3 separate regions of the Homo sapiens genome follow, and regions 1 and 2 are each linked to region 3. The links are chromatin contacts, found by Hi-C or POLR2A ChIA-PET in ENCODE. All regions are on one chromosome and are shown on one strand. The core of a region is the stretch at or near the end of the contact, and the rest is flanking DNA. Distances in the headings are between cores, read along the strand shown. Region 1 overlaps PTPN14 (protein tyrosine phosphatase non-receptor type 14). Region 2 holds the start of PTPN14 (protein tyrosine phosphatase non-receptor type 14). Region 3 holds the start of KCTD3 (potassium channel tetramerization domain containing 3).

Region 1 (2,700 bases), core at 116-2,615, 1.1 Mb before region 3:
ATCTTGGCCAGCAATTTTCTGGCTTCCCCTTGCTATTATTAAGTATCCTTCTGTTTGAGTAAGAATTTATCCACCTCTCAGAAGCCATCTTTTTTCTTTCCGTGTCCAGAAAAATGTGAAAACCATGTGTTTATAATGAGCCTGTTGCTATGCAAATCATTAAAACACATTACAAAAATCTTTCCTTTGAGTCAGGAGAACATGCTGGGGAAGATGAACTGCTCAAGAGTCCCTTTGCTGGACAGAAAAGCTGGCAAAAAGGAATCTGAGAAGCAAAGCAAAATGGAAAAAATTACAGTGGTCCCATCCCTTGAGTCATTTTAACCAACAGGGGAAAACTAACATTTTCAAAGCCCCAAGGTAATAAATCTTACAGTTTGGGGTTAACAAACTCGGTGGTTCTTAATCTCTTTAAATCCTATGGTTTCATGACTCATCCCCCATCTGTCTACCAGAGTGTGTCCTTCTTTTCACTATTTTCTTTTAACATTTCTATAACAATATCAAGGGATTTCTTCTTTTTTCCTTTTATTTGTAGCCCTGTGTGTATTTTCCTTTTAATATATTTTGTTTTCTCATTCAATTAACACCTTAAAGTAGGGCCTGAGTTATCCATTTCTTATCCAACACAATCATAGTGTCTTGGCAGGTTTCCCTCACTTATGAAGGGACTTGCCCCTCAAAAGCCATATCTAGCAGATGAGACACAGTATGTCAAATTAATGTCAAAAAAAGCAGTGCCTCCTAATTTTCTAATTTAAACCAATTTGGACTTGATAATTTTAATAAAGCCAATCACTTTATTAAACAATTTGCAATCAATGTCACTCTCAAATTTTTGTTGTGTTGTTCTGAATACACTACTGACCTAAAAATTTCCATGGGTGTGATTCTCTGGGGACAACAAATTAAATAAACAGCTTTTAAATGTATTTTCCTTTGACTCCTATGTGTCTTGATATATATATGGGTTCATATACACAGCAAAAAAAAAAGGAAAACCCAACCAGAGTATTAATCTAGACTCTTTGTCCTTGTTCAGAGAGAAGAAATGGCTGGTCATGACTAATGCTATAGAACCTGTTCTCAAACAGAAGTAGCCAAACCATTGCAAACATGTGTTGGATGAAAACAAGTTTGGTTGGCTCCAGACAAAGGCTTATTTTTTTCAGCACAGATGGCTGAATGGTTGCCTCCTCCAACGGGTTGCCCGCAAATGAAAGACAGATTTCTATTTCTAATCTATGCAAATATCTTACTCTGCAGGGCATCACAAAGACTAACTGTTTTGTGTCAGACACTGCAGATCCCAGGTGCTCTCAGAGATGCCAAAGCCCATCTCCACCTGAGATGCCTGGTAACTGGGATAACAGCGGATGACTGGAGAGTTAGTCATTAACCCGCTCCTAATGAATGTTGTTGGGGCCTTCTGTGAAACATTCCTCTGGAATCCTGCCCCACCACCACTGCTTCCCCTTGGCTGAGCTGCCTGGAAGGCAGTTTCAATATTCAGTTCGGACCTCAGATGCTGCTAAAACCTCCCAAGAAGGCTGAGATTCCCAAAGGCTCTTAAGGACTGTAGCATTTTTCACCTTGTGTTGAGCACATCTGTCCATCTCCAACACCACACCGAGAAAACTCAAGCATTTAAAAATGTTATTCTGTCCAAACCAGATCTCCTTTATTCTCTAGTCCATAAGCCTACAACCTACGGCATGTCTTGCTGAATCACACCTGATCGTTGTTGGTGGCCCTCAACCTTCCCAAATAAATGTAATTCCTTTATTCTTTTCTTCCTAACAACTTTTCTTTGATTTCTTACATTTTTTTTTTCTCATGTTCCTCCATATTCCCAGCTTAAATCTTTTACTCACTCTGACACCCCTTGGCACATTCCAGTTTTAGGGCCCCTTGGAGGCAACAAAAATTTCTGCAATGCTGCAAACATACACACATACTCACGCACAGACAAAATGTTGCATGCTAATCCAACTCCTAACTTTCAACATTCTTTGCCATAAAGAGTTGGTTAGACCTGAAATCTACATAATTTAGTTCCAGCGCTTAAATCTAAAAATATCTTTCAAAGTTTAAAATTTTTTGTTAGTTTTTCTGATCAAATGTCAGCAACACAGTTTGCTTCAAAATCCTGTGTTGGAAAACACTTCTTTCCCTCCTTATCAACCTTCATCTGAAATAAACCAGGCTAATTAAGCAAAAAGAAATTCTAAAGAAAAAAGAAAAGTCCTTCCTAAATCCCACAGTTAATAACCACCACTACCAAAACTTTTTACTCTATACCTCCCTCTTTGAAATTTAAATACCTTTTGTTTTAGTCTATGAATGCAAACATTGACAGTCAAACAATGCAGCATTAAGTTTACTTCCTTGGAAAATCTAAAATTGTAAAGAGTTTTAGAGGTTAACTGATTCATTGATTCCTGAGGCTGGGTGAGTGTCAGAAACACCAGAGGAGTACTATTCATTTTCTCTTTTTTGAGATGGAATCTCGCTCTGTCGCCCAGGCTGGAGTGCAGTGGCGCGATCTCGGCTCACTGCAAGCTCCGCCTCCCAGGTTCACGCCATTCTCCTGCCTCAGACTCCCGCGTAGCTGGGACTACAGGTGCCCCCAACCAAGCCGGGCTAATTTTTTTTTTTTTTTTTTGTATTTTTTTAGTAGAGATCGGGTTTCACCATGTT
Region 2 (2,700 bases), core at 9-2,508, 1.0 Mb before region 3:
CAGCCAGTCCCTAGACTTAAGCGGAAACCCCACAATTTCTGAAATTGTAGGTGGGGATGAGAAGGTTGGAGAACAAGAACCCAAGGAAGTGAGAGGGAAAGGGAGATAGGGGCAGCGTTACCTCACTGCTCTCTCCAAACGAAAAGGTGTAAACCCCATTTACAAGTATTCAAACCTGAGATCTGGGGGTCACGTGGGGAAGGAGAGGCTGTTAATACCTACAACTTTGGAAGTTTGAGGTGAAGACCTGATCTGAAATTGTTTGGCCACAGCTTTTTTTCTACGAGCCAGCTCGACCACCCAAGTAGGAGCCTCGACGCCCAGGAGTTCGGTGGCACCACTGGGGCCTAGTGAGAGGGCAGGAAAACTCCGCTCCCCTCAAGATTCCTTCCCGGTGGTGGTGGGGTGTGATTGGGAGCGTCGGGCAGCTGCATCCCCCTACCGCTGCAGCGACCGCGACGTCGTTCGTCTTTCATCCTCTAGCCCCCAAGGTCTAGGTATCTCTAGTTGCCCTTCCGAGGCCCTCTCTCGTTCCCAAAACGCAGAAGGGAATGGAGAGAGGGGACCAGGGTGTGGGTTTAACCACAAACTCCCCAGACTGCGCTCACCTTCCAGCTCGCTCCCGGGACCAGCTTTGCGCCTCACCGCGGGCAGCTCCCACCGCGAGATAACACCCCTGCGGCCCGGCCACCCCGCGCCCCAGGCTGCCCTGCCAGGCGTCCCGGGGCGCCAATCGCAAGTTGGCGTTGCCAGCGTCTGCCCAAGTCATCTGCAGGGCGCCCGGAGCGCCAAGGCGGCCTCCAACCTCGGGCCCAACTCCCGGCTTGGACGGGGCTTACCTGCTTACATGGCCCCCGTGGCGCCCCGGAGTCCCGCGCGGAAAGGCTGTCCTTCGCGGCGGCGGAGCCGATTCCCCACGGAATTGATTCCAGTGACTGGCGGAGGAGGGGCGAAGGGAAGGAGCCGCAGGAGGCGAAAGGGGAGGGAGGTTTCCGCCGCGATCCCGGCGCGAGAGTCCGAGCAGAGGCGCACCGGGGGAGAAAAGGAGAAAAACCTAAGCACGGGGCTGTCCCGCCCGAGGAGGCCGGGGAGGATGGCTCAGCTGGGAGGGGAAGGAGCGCCAGTGGCCACTTGATGTCTGTCTAGGGCTCCCCGAGGACCTGAGCCAGGAGAGCAGGCGGCTGAGCCCGGAGAAGCACAGCAACCTGCCCCCGAGTCTGCGCCCGCTGCGCTCACTCCGCCGAGAAAAAGTTGGAAAGAACTTTGAGGGGCCGGGAGAGCCAGAGCGGCAGGAAATGCGAGCGGCCGGGAGAGGAGGGAGGAAGGGGCCGTGCGAGTGGGAGGGGACGGAGCAGGCGCCGGCGGCCACGGCTCCCCCACCCCAGAGCCGGGCTCCGCGGCCCTGGGGGCCGGGAGGCGGAGGGAGCGCTGGGCGCGCGGCCGGGGGCGGGGAGGAATGCGGCCCGGGAGGGCGCGCGCCGGGGGCGCCGCGGGCGCGCGCTGAAACGTGGAGCCCCAGCTCCCGAGCTCCCGAGCTGGAGGCGCGCCGTCCTTGGGGACGTCACAGCGCTGGAATCCGAGGAATGCCGGGCTGCAGGAGCTCCTTCTGCAGGCCCGGAGAAGTCGCACACTTTTAATGGGGTAGTTTTGGAAAATGTTTTAAAAGGTGGGGGCCGAGGACGGAGGACCGGATGAAACTCCCTGGAGTAAGAGACGTGGAAGTGGAGAGAGCAAGGCGACCGCAGCCACCCCAACCCTGGGCTGCTCCCGCCGTTGGGGAGAAAGAGGCAAGGCAAGGAAGAGCCCACCTAGACTTCCGAGGACCGCAGAGACGGGGCGGCGGCAGGAACTTGCTCACCCCGACCTACATTCAGAATAGTCCACCTTATATTGGGGAACCCTCCAAGCAGGACGTTTCATGCAGCCACCCCACAGGGGAAAACAGACCAGGAGAAAGTAAGGTGGCCTCACCAAGTAGGCAATCTCAGAGATCTCTCCCTAGAATCTCTGGGTACTGGACCCGGTGTCTTAGCCTTCTCTCCCTGCCCCCTCCCGCCCCGTAGGAATGATAAAAAGCAGCCTGTGTGCTGAGAGTTGGAAAATGTCGTTTTCCCGGTTTGTTCCATGCCACAGAATCGCCCCACCCTGCCTGGGTAGGCACTGGGAGGGAACTTCCTTAGCACTTTCGGAGGTGGAGTTAATGAGACGCAGCTGGTATGATGGAAAAAGCTCGGAGCCAGGCGACTGAACCTGGGTTTTAGGCCCTGCCCGATTGGATAACTGAGGAGTATCCCAGCCCCTGAGATCCTAGGTTTCTGTAGCTGCAAAATTAAATAATTTGTCTAGATTTCTGTGGTCCTTTGCATTGCTACAAACATGTCTTGGGATTTATCTCGGTAAGATTCCAGTCCTTTGTTGAAAAGGGACCTTGAAGTCGTTGGCACACAATGTATTGTCCCAAATCACTTCAGTGTCCGGCAACTCATGCAAAAATTCCTGGCCTCTTGGGGAAGAGAATTGGAAACCAAAAAGCGCGGTGGCTCACACCTGTAATCCCAGCACTTTGGGAAGCCAAAGCTGGGGGATTGGCTGAGCTCAGAAGTTCGACACCAGCCCGGGCAACACGGTGAAACCCCGTCTCTACTAAAATTCAAAAAATGTTTCGGGGGTGGCGGCGTGCGCCTGTAGTCCCAGCTACTC
Region 3 (2,700 bases), core at 98-2,597:
TTTATGTGTGGCCAAAGACAATTCATCTTCCAATGTGGCCCAGGAAAGCCAAAAGATTGGACACCCTGGTTTAGATTCCTAGTTGCTGCTGCTTTAATCTGAACTGTTACTCATCTTCCCTGTCTAAAGTGAAGATAATGAGGTACAATGCAGTGGTAAGGATGGTGAACAGTGGCCTTGAATTCAAGCTGCTTGCCTTGAAATTCCTGCCATCCCACTTGCTACCTATGTAATTTTGAGCAAGTTTTTTTGATCATTTTCATTCCCAAATTTCCTTTTTTAAAAATAATTATAACATTAGTTGTGACGAAGAAAGATGACAAAATATCTAAACCACCGGGTATATGATAAACACAAATTAGCTATTATTAAGCTTATCATCAACTGGGAGAAATAATACTTATCTTACATCCATATGTACTATTAACATCTTTCAAGTCGAATCTAGATAGAGCATATCACAACATTAGTATGCTTGCCAGAGGCTATTTTTTATTTTTTTGGTAAAAATTATGACAATGACAATAAAAACTTAACATCAGATACATTATCAGTTTGAATTATTATGATACAACTATGACAAAACAATTCATGTTAAGAATTTAGTACCACAAACTAATGACCTCTGAAACATAACGCACTATCTTTGTTAGTCTTTGTTAGCAGGGCATCAAGTATTATAGTATTCCGATTTAAAAAATATTTTAATAGCCACTAAGGTTTTGGGTTTGAATAGATACCGTTTAAAGCAAAAACAAATAAATAAACAAGCGCATAAAATTGTGTGTTTTCTGCGTGTGTCTAACATTAGTTGAGTGCTTACTATATTCCAGAAATAGGTTGCTGGGCATTACACAGTCTAGGGGTTTTTGTCCTTTGGTTTCCTTCCTGCTTAACAAACAAAAGCAAAAAACAAAACAAAAAAACTGCTTGGGAGATTGGGGATTAAATTGAAGAGGGTAAAGTAAGCAGTTTTCTGGGGTAAACGCTGTAAGGTTTTAAAATCTCCAAATGTTCCCTGCATTTGCACTGTCTACATTTAGGCATCAACTTTTACTACCTCTAGGATTAGTTTTTCCTTTCCCAATCCATGTTGACAAAGTGGGTCATAAAGATCCGTAGATCGTTTGCCCAGATCTGCCCTCAATCTGCGAATCAGCTTCCTCGTTTTAGAAAATCTGAAATGTAAAAGGGAAAGGGGCTGGGATCGCGTGGGGAGGAGGAACGAAATGGAATCCCGCGTGGGCAGGCGGCTGGCCAGGAGCACATTCCCCTAGCCTCCCTACGCGCCAGCCCCGCGGCGTTGGGAAGCTCCTCCCTGACCTTTCCTTCCTCCTCCTCCTCCTCATTCTAGGCGGCAGTGGCGGGCGAAGCGTGAGCGCTGCGGTATTTTGTCCCGAACGGTGACCCCTCCTCCCAGGCAGGCTGCGGCGGCGTCGGTGGCAGCGGAGCACGGAGAAGAGGCCCGGGCGGCCCGGCGGCCTGGAGGCCGCGAAAGGTGGAGGCCGGGCCGCCCTTGTGCACCGCAGGATTGACCCGGGAAGGGGCAGAAGCTAGCGAGCCCCGCCCGGCCGCCGGGAAGGTGGGGGAAGCCCCGTGCACCCCCCGCCCTCCGGCCGCCGCCGCCCCGCTGGCCCTGCAGCCGTCGCCGCTGCCTCGGGCTACAGCCCCGGGCTCGGCGGTCCCGGCTGGGGAAGGAGGGCGGCGAGCGCGTCCGGAGCCGCCGGAGATGGCGGGAGGGCACTGCGGCAGCTTCCCCGCGGCGGCGGCCGGCAGCGGCGAGATCGTCCAACTGAACGTAGGGGGGACCAGGTGAGTCGGCGGGTAGCGGGCTTGCAGCGGGGATGCCTTGGCGGCCTCCTCCTTTGGTGTCGACGGGGACCGAGAGTCGCAGGAACGAGGGCGAGCGTGGGAGGCCAAGCCTGGAGGGGAACGTGGGGGCCTCCAGGCGGCAAGAACGTCGGGCGGATTTTGGAGCTGGTGAAGCATCTGCTCTGGGAAGGGAGAGGCAGAAGGGACGCTTGGAATTACCGAGGACCAGGCCCATGTGGCAGAGTAGCTGCTGTCCTAGAATGCCAACCTTTGCCCCTCCCAACAGGCAAGGAGAACCATTACACAGCCTTCCTTACCTCATCTCAGATTAGAGTGTATTTGAGGACTTTATTTAGTAGAAACCTGGCTTTGTGGTTTGGATGTTGGAGATGAACTTGCTTTCCTTTCTCTTTGGTCAACGAGGTGTCGGTTTTCTTAGGGAAGAGTGCGGTGTTCTTTTCCGCGCCTAATTAGGGGATTTGTAATTTGAAAGATTTCTGTGATGGGAGTGCAGTAGGTTTGCAGTACCTAGTTATTTATTTTCAGAATTTCTTGGTGCATGGGCTTGAAGGATCTGTTCAACTTCTAGGACAGTGTGTCCAGAAACTGCAGTTTGAACATTTGCTTTTAGGAAGCTCTGGATATTGGCACGGTGTGACGCCCTTGGAGTAAACAGACTGAATGCTCTTCTCTGTCTGTTCTCTTTCTGGCCTTCCGCCCCCCCCCCCCCCCGCCCCTTCTGTGCCTGTTATTAAGTTTGTTGGGGGAAAAAATCGTAGTTTTTGTGGATTTCCTATAACTTATGAGTCACTCCTCTCAGAAAAGGGAGTTTGCCAGCTGTTTGAAAGAAGGATTAGTTGAGTTTTAGGCTTGGTAAGGAGATAAACA

The links. Hi-C counts contacts between places; a loop is a spot of excess contacts on that map. ChIA-PET counts read pairs that join two places held with the same protein, here RNA polymerase II (POLR2A). Pooled maps may share reads with other maps.
Region 1: a loop to region 3 is called in a map of PC-9, with 3 times the contacts of the local background. The contact joins the enhancer-like site here to the promoter of KCTD3 in region 3. A Hi-C loop is called at or near these places in 1 of 168 maps with a recorded cell type or tissue (PC-9) and 6 of 50 pooled maps. POLR2A ChIA-PET finds 5 or more read pairs at or near these places in 1 of 52 experiments (MCF 10A).
Region 2: a loop to region 3 is called in a pooled map, with 4 times the contacts of the local background. The contact joins the promoter of PTPN14 here to the promoter of KCTD3 in region 3. A Hi-C loop is called at or near these places in 7 of 50 pooled maps. POLR2A ChIA-PET finds 5 or more read pairs at or near these places in 2 of 52 experiments (H1 and MCF 10A).

The regions. Positions count from the first base shown.
Region 1 is chr1:214,445,751-214,448,450 of GRCh38, forward strand. The region is part of intron 3 of PTPN14 (protein tyrosine phosphatase non-receptor type 14); the gene reads right to left. Among named protein-coding and RNA genes, the nearest start is that of PTPN14, 100 kb to the right of the region's middle. RefSeq lists an enhancer at 688-1,374. Within about 2 kb of position 1,366, at least 12 of the 41 ENCODE cell types and tissues checked have a DNase peak (open chromatin) inside an H3K27ac peak, as active enhancers do; they include PC-9, where a contact is called at or near this core.
Region 2 is chr1:214,550,344-214,553,043 of GRCh38, forward strand. PTPN14 (protein tyrosine phosphatase non-receptor type 14) reads right to left here and starts at 1,259. Exons shown (of 19, transcript NM_005401.5): 1 at 840-1,259. RefSeq lists enhancers at 1-743, 744-1,564, 1,565-2,385.
Region 3 is chr1:215,565,957-215,568,656 of GRCh38, forward strand. It overlaps KCTD3 (potassium channel tetramerization domain containing 3), which reads left to right and starts at 1,348. Exons shown (of 18, transcript NM_016121.5): 1 at 1,348-1,812. The coding sequence starts at 1,730. It overlaps LOC124904599 (a long non-coding RNA gene), which reads right to left and starts at 1,401. Exons shown (of 2, transcript XR_922599.2): 1 at 1,324-1,401; 2 at 471-1,178. RefSeq lists a silencer at 1,480-1,749 and an enhancer at 1,562-2,422.